Linked DNA regions of Mus musculus: region 2 is linked to region 1. Evidence: chromatin loops called from intact Hi-C (ENCODE). Cell type or tissue: left cerebral cortex. All regions are shown on one strand. Links, peaks and the distances in the headings refer to the core of each region. The heading gives the core; the rest is flanking DNA.

Region 1 (5,390 bases), core at 163-5,162:
TACTTATGTGTGTGTGTGTCCATGTGGAGGGGAAGAGGGATGTGGGGTGGGGGCGGGGCTGGGATTGTAACAAAATGTTAGAAATATCCATGATAGAGAGATAAACTCAAAGAAGCCATAATAAGAAAAATAGACTCATAATATTATCATTGAGAACAATTATAGTTTCAGATAATAAAACCTCGATTCTATCTTGCTGATCAATGTTTCATTATGCTTTTCAGTACCATGTTCTTTTGATGATATAGTTCTATACTATACTTTGATATCAGGGATGGTGATAGCAACACTGGTATTTTCATTTTCAGGATAGTTGGGCTGTTTAGCTATCCTTGATCTTATGTGTTTCCATATGAATTTTATGATTTCTTTTCAAATTCTTAGGATAATTACATTGAAATTTTGATGAAGATTATATTCAATGTGTATGTAGCTTTTTGGTAGAATGGCCAGTTTCTCAATATTAATTCTTCCCTTTTTTCATTAATTAATTTATTAATTTTACATCCTGACTGCAGTCCCCTCAGTCCTCTCCTCCCAGTACCCCTTAAATCTCCTTCCCTGTATTCTCCCCCTTATTCTCCTCAGAGAAATGGAACCTCCTTCTGATTCCAGCTAACAACCTATCTTGGCATATTAGGTCTCATCAGGTCAAAGAGCATCCTCTCCCACTGAGGCCAGACAAGGCAGCCCAGCTAGGGGAAAATGAATCAAATAACAAATGCACCTTTGTGAAATTAAAAAGAATCTGCATAGTAATGTAGCTGTCCAGCAGCTATGGAGAACTGGGTACCTGAAAGGGAGGCTGGAAATGAAAAAGGATGGGTGAACTAGAGAAGGATGAAGCCAAGACAAAGTTTTCTGATCAAAGCTCAAAGTTTAATTTTCAGCTCTGTGTTTATATAGGGAAAACCCCACACACCCATCCTTTGTTTGGGTTGGACTATGTTGCTTTGTTTCAGTTGGACAATGTTGCAAAGCAAGCTCAGCAGGCAGTCTGCTCCTGCAGGAAACTGCAAGTGTGACAAAGCAGAAGACTTCCACCTACCTTGGAAGACTCCACCCTAGGTGGGTTAGGTCAAGGAAGACCAACTGTGGCAAATAATTAAGGTCTTTTAGCCTGCTCAAGGCTGGGGGAAGGGCACAAGTGAAAACAACATCATTTGTATGAAGAGTCAGCCTAGAGAGCTGGCTTCTTTTTACAGAAGACTTTATTTTGGGTTATGATTTCAAAGGAGAGATTCATAATTTCAGGGAGAGGCATGCATGACAGCAGGTAACTGAAGCAGTAAATTGAGGCATCACATCTTTAGCCACAAACACAAAAGAGAGCCAACTGGAAGCAGAAGAAGAAATAAACTCCCCAAACCCACTCCCTGGGAACAAACTCCCTCGAGGAGAGAAGAACTGGGAAAAGATTTCCTTGCTACAAATCTGACATAGGATTAAAGTCTAGAATATACAAAGGGGAAAAAAGTACACACCAAGAAAACAAACAATCTAATTAAAAAGTAAGATCTGTAGCTAAACAAAGAGTTCTTAATAAATGCAAAAGTATGAAAACTATGTTTTAAAGGATCAAGGCTAAGCATCCTTAGCCATCAGAGAGATAAACATTAAAATTACTTTAAAATGCCACTGTGTCCTGGTCAGAGTGCCTAAGATAAATATATATATATATATATTTTAATGACAAGGAATATTGACATTGAATTGAGGAAAGGAGACCACTTAGTGTTGGGTGTGTTGAAACTACTGTGAAAAGTGATATGAACACCACCTCCCACTCCCCCACCCCACCCCTCCATCCCCGCCGAAGCTAGAAGTTATTTTGTGAACAGGTACTACCGTTCCTTGGCAGATACCCAAACAATGCTACATCTTATTACAGAGATAAATATCTCATCCACAGTAACGCTGCTCTATTCACAATAGGCAAGAAATGGAGACAGCCTAGACATCATAGATATCGATATCAGCAGCTAATAAATGGAGCCTTATGAAATTAAAATGTATAATTACTTGGGATTTTTCTAAGCCTGTCCCAGCTCCCGGATAAGGACATGGAGAATTATCTATGTATTTATGACTTTGGCTCTAGCTTAGACTTGCTCCCCAAGTAACTCTTAATGTACATCAACCCCCTTACACCATTTTATGTCTGTCGTGTTGCTGGTTAGTTACCTCTCCCCAGTTTCATATGATGTCTTACCTACTCGCTCCCCCTCAGTGATCATCAGACTTTTATTGACAAGTGAATGCTTTCACACTGTGCATAAGAGTTTATCCCTGCAAAATCATTTATGCCCATTAAAGGGTACCATGGCTTGTGTGATGAGGCAGCCCAGAGAATGGGAAAATGGCTTTACATCTGCCAGAGGGTTATGTTGCAGGATATTGGACCATCTCGTGAACCCTGAGATGGTGAACAGGGTAAAATCTGTTTCTAGTGATATAGCTCAGCACTTACAGACTCCTTTAATCCAAGAGCTATCTGTTTAGTGTAAACAAGGCTTTGTGGTGTCCCTCAGCTCTAGCATACACCTTTAGCCCAAGAGCTCTATGTAAACAAGAGCTAAATAAAGTCAATGACAGGCAAAGCAAGCAACCAGTTGAGAGTGAGTGAACACAGGAAAACTCAGGAAAGAGACAGAAGGGTCTTTGAGTGAAAGGGTATTTAAGACAGTGTGAAGAAGGAGAAAGGGCATTTTTCTTCCTCGGTATCACTGGAGTAGGAAGGTCAGCTGGGTGCGTTCTCTGCCTCTCTGAACTATCAGGCTTTCACCACAGTATCTGGCTCCTGATTCTTCATTTGATAAATCAGACATTTGTGATTTCATATTAAAAACAACAGGATTAGATTCTAGAATATACACAGAGCTAAAAAACAAAAATTAGACATGAAGAAAACAAACAACCTAATTAAAACTGGGCCGTGATTTTAAAAGAGTTCTCAAAAGAGAAAACATAAACGGCTGACAAATTTAAATTTAATGGAGAACATTTGTAAAAATGCTTAACATCATAAGTCATAGGAAAAATGATAATGAAAATTACTTTGAGATTTTTATCTTCCCCCAGTCAGAATGATAAAGAGCAAAGAAACAAAGCACCACAGATGTTGGTGTGGATGTCTGTCCGTGGAGGGGGAGCAGTTAGTCACTGCTGGTGGGAGTGTAAACTAGTATAGCCACTATGTAAATCAGTGTGGAGGTTCCTCACAAAACTGAAAATAGACTTACCATATGATCCAGCTATCCACTTTTGAGCATAAACAAAGGATTTTATAACCTACTACAGAGATAATTGCTCCTCCATGTTCATTTCTACTCTATTCACAATAGCCAAGAACTTGAGACTACCTAGATGTCCATTAACTGATAAACAGATAAATGAAATGTGGTATATATACAGAATTTCATTCAGCTGTAAAAGAAAAATAAACATAAATGGGTGAGTTAGTGATAATCATTCCCAGGGAGTCAACTAAGACCCAGAAAGCCAGATGTGGTACATGTTCCCTGATAAGTGGATGCTAGCTTCACTCTTTTGATATGTGCCCATGGAAGACAGGAAGCTAATAAGGGGCCATGGAGAATTTCATAGGCAGGGGATAGAATATAAGTGATTTGAAGATGGGAAGGGGAATAATGGAACAGAGCAGGTTAAGTTGTGTGTGTGTGTGTGTGTGTAGGTAAGTGGGTATCTAGCACTACAGTCTTGTAAAGTAGCTGTATAAAAACATGCTAGTTAAGTTGTATGTGTGTGTGTGTGTGTGTGTGTGTGTGTAGGTAGGTGGGTAACTAGCACTACAGTCTTTTAAAGTACCTGTATAAAAACATGCTAGTATAGAAGTTTCCAAAAACATATACATGTAAACATAAAATGTATTTCACTTGATGCTGCCCCAAATAGGGGCTTGTCATTGAATTGTTCCACTTGGCCTCAAACTAACTCTGGCAACTTGTTCTAATCATCTGGCTCCTTCTTATGCTCTGGCTTCAGCTGCCTCTGCTGACCTGCCCTGACCTGCATGAACTCACTAAGGAACTCAACTCCCCTGCACTGCACACACTGCACTGACTCCCAACTGACTGCACTGCTTTTTGAAAGCTTCTCTGTGCTGTTCTCATGAAAATTAGGCATATCCAATCTCTGACTTATTCTGTCAAATCTCTTTCTGATTTGTCATTTTGCCCCTCATTTAGACATTGATTTCAAACAGGACTGTTTTCATCTAAAAACTATCCCGACTTATATTGTTTGGCAGTAAAAGTATATTCTAAGGGCATGTCTGCATTCCAGCAAGAGGGATTAAAGGTGGCGTCTCTGTCTTCCAATTAGATCACACAGACATAAGTCTGTGTATGTGATTCCTTACCAAAGCAGCCTTGTTTGCAGGATTAAAATTCCTCTACAATTTATACAATAGAAAATGAGCTCAAAAATTCCCACCTCTGGCTGAGAAGATATTAGCAGTTTATGGCTACTTGGGCGAGAACACTTGGATTTCATCAAAGAACCAGTCATTGATAGGTTACTTATATTCCTGTATATTAATATAGATTGTCTCATGCTCATGCAGCATGCACATACTGGCAACACTAAGTAGGCTTTTGTTGTTGTTGTTGCTTTTGAACTCAGAAATTTGAAAGGGTAAAATGGTAGAAAAGGACAGTACCCGACTGGGAGAGAATGGAGAAGAATGTGAGCAAAAACGTTATATTCATGAATTAAATCTCAAACAAATGCAAAACCAGAATAAATAAAATGAGAGGCAAAGTTTACTCAAGGGAAATATTACATCAGAATGAAAAGAGTGCAGTAATACTTGAGAGGCTCTCACAAAGCAATTTCTGAAATCACACCTTCTCTTATTTTAAAATGGTAATCATAGCTGATATAATAAATATTATATGAGCAACGAATATAGAAAACACAAAGATTCAAGAATGAGAGTGAGGCGTAAGCCCTCAGGTTTGGCACTCACTCGTGCTTGGAACAGAGCCAAGAACCTTCTTTCTGGGAAGCAATTTCATTTCAGCCATTTTATAAAAAAATGTCTTTAGCAATAATACATACCCTTTGACCTACAGTGTTCTTTTCTGTTATCCTATTGAGGACAACAAATATTCTGACAAAGATTAATGATGTGGCATTACTTTTAATATCGAGGTATTGAAAACCACTTACTCGTTTAAAGTCAGAAAGATGATGAAATGTATATTGACACATCCGTTTGCTACTTGGAGTCAAGATTATGGATAGACAAATCCAGATTCTCTGTCTGTACTTGTCTTTCAGTCTTTCTTCCTTCGAGAACAAAAAGAGTTTAATTAATTAACCCACTTCAGGACATTTTGTAAGGATGATATTTGTATGCTCTCTCA
Region 2 (5,390 bases), core at 220-5,219, 94 kb before region 1:
AGAGGTTGCAGTGGTGAGTGGGAAGGAGAAATGATGTATTATGTCTTAATTTTTAAAATTACAAATAAGCATGTAGAGAAAGAATTTTTTGAGTACAAATCAATTAGGTGCCTTAATTACACCTTCTTTTATAAAACCTTAGATTTTTAAAAGAAAATAAATGACATGTAACATCAATGCATTTGCAAAAATATTTGTTTTTGTACTAACTATCCTGACACTAGCTAGTAATAATGAGTCTTTCTTGTTTTTGAAATTTTATTTGTACACAATCTGGAATATGAGTTTTAGAAATATTCAAACAGATCAAATATTGTCATTAAAGTTATCAAATATTAATAAAAGCTGCAATATTAATTATATATATTACTGAAATGCTTTAATTTTTGTACATATGTATTGGATTTTTAACAGTAAAATATTTGGCTTGAAGCTGTTAGGGCCTAAGATGGCCATAATGCTATTTAGTCTTTACAGAGGAGAAGTTCGTGTAGCCAGACATCCTAACACCTGCTATAGTTTCCAACATTAGAATGTTGACGCAGAAAGATTATAAATTTGGGACCAATCTTGGCTGTCTAGAGAGAGAGACTTCCTCTCTGGATAGGGAAGAGAGAAGAAAACAAAGTAAAGCCTATACTATCAGTTCAGGACAACAGTCTAAACACTATCTAGGTAAGTTTAGATTTGAAGTTTAAATTGACTCCTTTCTTTTTTATCATGTTTCACACATGTACTGAATGCACACAGAGTGCTCTCAGGTCCTCATCTGCTGCCTGCTGCTATCTCTCCTCTTCTTTTTTTTATTAGATATTTTCTTTATATCTAATAAAAACATTTCAAATGCTGTCCTCTTTCCTGGTTTCCCCTTTGAAAACCCCCTCTCCCATCCCCCCTCCCCTGTTCACCAACCCACCCACTTCAGCTTCCCTGCCCCGGCATTCCCCTACACTGGGACATAGAACCTTCACAGGACCAAGAGCCTCTCCTCCCAATGATGTCCAACAAGGCCATCTGCTGCTACATATGCAGCTGGAGCCACAGGTCCCTCCATGTGTACTCTTTGGTTGGTGGTTTAGTCCCTGGGTGCTCTGGGGGTACTGGTTGGTTCATATTGTTGTTCCTATGGGGCTACAAGCTCCTTCAGCTCCTTCGGTCCTTTCTCATGGTCTTGACCCGCAGAGGTTAATCAAAGTCACCTGTGTGACTATGGATTTGCAACTAGGTGCTGGAGCCTCCTGGGCTTTTCAGTGATTGCACATCTCAAAGACGATAATTTCTTCCCATCCCAGATTCTATCAATAGTTGGTATCTCAGTGTGAAAGGGAGGGATGGCACTGGGAGCTGTACCCCTTCCTTTTAAAAGTCACATTTAATATCAAGTATAAACTATTCATGACCGAATTTCTACTTTTTTTATATGGAGTGGAGTGGAGTAGAGGAGAGGAGAGGAGTGTACGTGCCTGAGTGTGTGTGTGTGTGCGTGTGTGTGTGTGTGTGTGCATATATGTGCGGGTCTGTTGGTATCCAGATCATTGCAAGACATTGGATATCTTTCTGTATTCCTGCCCATCTTATTTCATTAGAGAGGGTCTCTTATTGATCTGGAGTTAACTGATTTCCTTCAGCAGACTAAGAAATCCAAAGATGTGCTTGTCTTTATCTCCCAAGTGCTAGAACTATAGATATAAACTGCCTTACTGAGATTTTTAGACACTTCACATATGACCAAGGCTAAACTATCTCTCTAGATTCTTGAAATTACATTTCTAAACTAAAATTTATTCAACAAATGTTAAACTATGTCTTAATTGGAAAACATACACAAACACACACACACACACACACACACACACACACACACACACCACACACACAGAGAGAGAGAGAGAGAGAGAGAGAGAGAGAGAGAGAGAATATTCTTTCCATTTCTTTTGAAGAAACAAACAAAAAATATCCCTCTTTTAAAAAATATTAGAAGTCTTTCTATAAATACTGTTCTGAATAAGTTATTGTATAATTAATATCTGAAAGTAATGAAGATGTATCAGAAGAAAGTTGTCCTAAAGGCACTTTTTTGTTTGTTTGTTTATTTGTTTTGACTTTTGGGCAAATTCTGATCCTGAAATTTTCTTTATAGCCCAGGCTGGCTCGAACGTAGCAATCTCTCTGTCTTTGCCCCCAGGTAGCTTGTAGTACACAGGGATTAAAACTGTGTACTATCTAGCAATTAATATATGAGGGCTTTTTCTGTTTTGATGTTTTCCACATTTTGACATTGCTTCTGGGTTTCAGATTTCTACAAGTAATATACCCAGAGGTCAGATAGCAAATGTTCTTAAGATTGAGAAGGCTTGGCTTAAGTAAGAAACTTTGCCAGATGGACAATTAATTATGTGCTGACAACCAGGACAGAGATAATGAAAGTTTGCCTATGAAAGAATGAGGTTTACTCTGAACATCCTGAAGAGAACAGGTTGGTAACATACAAGGGAACAGAGCCTTATTTCAGTTAAGAATCTTCCTCATTGGAAGAGACAGTATTTTAAGAAGCCAAGGGGCACTGGGACAGAATGAAAGTCTCAATATGGAATCAGAAAAGGTTTTCTGTGGTGACCCAGATAATTATTTTAGGCAATGTGGGCCACATGGTCTCTGTTGCAATGACTCAGCTCTGCATGAGTAGCAGCCAGAGAGAATGCATAAGTGGATGAGCAGAGCCGAGTCCTGACACTACTGTATGAGTCTGTGCTCCATACAATTTTCATGTATCCCGAGACAGTGCTGGTGTTTTCATCTTTCACAATCTTTTTAAAATGTGAGGAAAATATCATATCATGAGTGACTCAAAGCAGCTCCAGATTTATTTAGATATCAGCTTACTAGCTTCTGCCTAAACCATCACACAGATGCAGAAAATAGAATACTGGTGAATTGTCATAGTGTGGTACTGCGTGAGAAATTTGAAGAGATGGGAGGAAATTAAACCCAGGGTGTGCAGTTATCTGAAAGAAAAACCTTGAAAGCAAGACAGACCTGGCCTAGGAATGTTACACAGATGGACAAAGAGGTGGTAACTGAGGCTGAAGATGAAAGGGGTGGTGAGAAGCTCTCTGAGGGTTGCCTGGCAGTGTAGACCGCTCAGCTGTTGTGCCAGTAAAACGAAATCACCATGTTCTACAAGATCGCTGCATCATAATTTTAGAACCAGAAGGGCTCTTAAAAGACATCTGGTCTAACTTCAGATTTTTAGAGCATTTTTATAGTGGGAAATCTCACTGAAACTAAAAGGCAAGGAGAGTTTTAAATGTGTGCAAAGTGACTTCCCACTCAATACATTTGGAGAAAAGTCTGTTAAATGTTTGAACAGTTTCTACACATTATATTTCATTTGTTTAAGTCCTGAGTCTTAATGTCATCCCATCAACGCTGAAGCTGTGAGAAGAGCAGAAGTTGCTGCTGTGTACCGCAATTATGCTCACAGGCTGCCCCTAGCTTAGCATTTATTCTAGCTGGAATTTCAGCACCTGGGAGAAACATAACGTGATAATATTTTCAAGTGTGTAAGCCAGATTTTCTTTACATATAATGGTCAACCATTGCCAAGATGAGTATGGCCAGGAAATTATTGTTTCTGCTAAATTCAGTGGGTATTTTTTTTTTTGTTTTATCATTTTAAGAATGTAGAAGGGAGCACTATCTATGAAAACAACACACTGAACATGGACACATTGTATCTTATCAACTTGAAAGAAATAATATACATTAGTATTGGACACATAAAAATATTTATGACAAGCCTCAGATCTGCTGTTGTTAAGAAATCACACTCAGTGTCCTGCGCTCTAATGCAAAGCTACAGCTCACTTCTTTTCTTGAAACGGAATGTTCTAAGTTTCCAGAATTACTGTAAACAACTTGTATTTTAACCTAATCCCACTTCTGTCCCCAGCATGAGCTTTGTTTTCTAATTCTTCCTCCCTATTATTTGACTTTAATATCTTCCCCTCTCATGATTGCCCCTTAGCAGTGTTTTCCTGAAACAGAAAACTAAATTTCACGTCAGTGTTGCACATCCTTTTCTATAATGTTCGCCTTGTAATGTCATGTAAGATTAAGATGAATGTAATTATGGGAGTTAAAACATTTCAGCATAATATATTTATCTAGATAAATTAAATTTGTATATGAAACAAATCTAATCATATATCTTAAAAGAGAATAGAATTAGATTTGACATTTAACATAATTGTAATAGACATACACATACAACATGAAGGAAAAAAGCCATTTTGCATTAGGGTTATCAATTTTCACTAGCAATTGAACTATGTTATTTTTACAAATCCTAGCATAAAATTACCTTAATTTACTAAAATATTCCTATTTCAGACATATACAGAATCGTGCTGAGGCACAACACAACATGAGTTGTTTGATAAACAATATTTGTCCTGTGAACATTCTAATTACATTTAGATCTAGCACATTTCAAAATCCCAGTGCCATTTAATGTCTGGTAGTCACGACTTTTAGAGATCAACCATAATTCTGTTTTGAAAAGAAAGAAGTTCAGGAGTGGCTTGTGAGAAAACACCGGCTGCATGTGCCATGACTAAAATTTCAAATGTAACCAAATCTCTTAACTGTCACTATGTTCTGTGCAGAAACAGTTGCGTTCAACAGAATCCTTTAATTAGGAAATGAAGTGGTTTGAGCAAAGCCTCTTACTGATTATAAAATATGTTTTGGGGAAAAAGAGCTGAAAATGACATGTATAAAAAAATGTGGTTGGGTCTGCCTATGAAATACGTACACATAATGAGTATCACTGATGGCAACGATTGGACCCTCCTCTCTCTCTCTCTCTCTCTCTCTCTCTCTCTCTCTCTCTCTCTCTCTCTCTCTCTCTCTCTCTCTCTCTCTCTCTTCTCTCTCTCTCTCTCTCCCCTCTCTCTCCTCTCCTCCCTCTCTCTCTCCTCTCTCTCCTCTCTCTCTCTCTCTGGAATGTGTTAATATGAGGCATCTTAGTTCAAGATCCAAGTCAAACTGAGGCTTAGTAGGAATGACACCAAATATGTGGACTCTCATGGAACTAAACCAAAATCTAAACCACAAACTTTACCATTTAACAAGGAACTAATACATACAGCCTATATGTTATTTTAAACATTATTTAAAATACGCATACATAAAATAAATTTTCATTTGTGGAGGTTTTCCCTTGCGGTGTTGGTGCTTCAAATATTTCAGTTAAAGCATTTTAACATTCATCGTTTTCAAATTAGAGATCACCAACTTGAACACTTTGCTTGAGAGTATTTTATTTAATTGCCACAATCGGGCCATAGAAAAATATTGGTGACAAAATTTCTATCAAGATAATGGTG

Evidence for each region. Hi-C counts contacts between places; a loop is a spot of excess contacts. Peaks named below come from ENCODE experiments on the same cell type or tissue, not always from the same donor. Only the 100,000 strongest peaks of a DNase experiment are listed, where the experiment ranks them.
Region 2: it touches region 1 in a loop (15-fold over the local background); 2 of 42 quality-filtered maps call a loop at or near these places.

What each region holds. Positions count from the first base shown.
Region 1 is chr10:106,412,984-106,418,373 of GRCm38, reverse strand. No RefSeq gene overlaps it. Among named protein-coding and RNA genes, the nearest start is that of Ppfia2, 55 kb to the left of the region's middle. In left cerebral cortex, for the core only: no CTCF peak of the experiment used is centred there; a DNase peak (open chromatin) is centred at 3,176.
Region 2 is chr10:106,507,287-106,512,676 of GRCm38, reverse strand. All of the region lies in intron 2 of Ppfia2 (protein tyrosine phosphatase, receptor type, f polypeptide (PTPRF), interacting protein (liprin), alpha 2), which reads right to left. Among named protein-coding and RNA genes, the nearest start is that of Ppfia2, 40 kb to the right of the region's middle. In left cerebral cortex, for the core only: no CTCF peak of the experiment used is centred there; DNase peaks (open chromatin) are centred at 2,766 and 3,146; H3K27ac peaks cover 680 bases.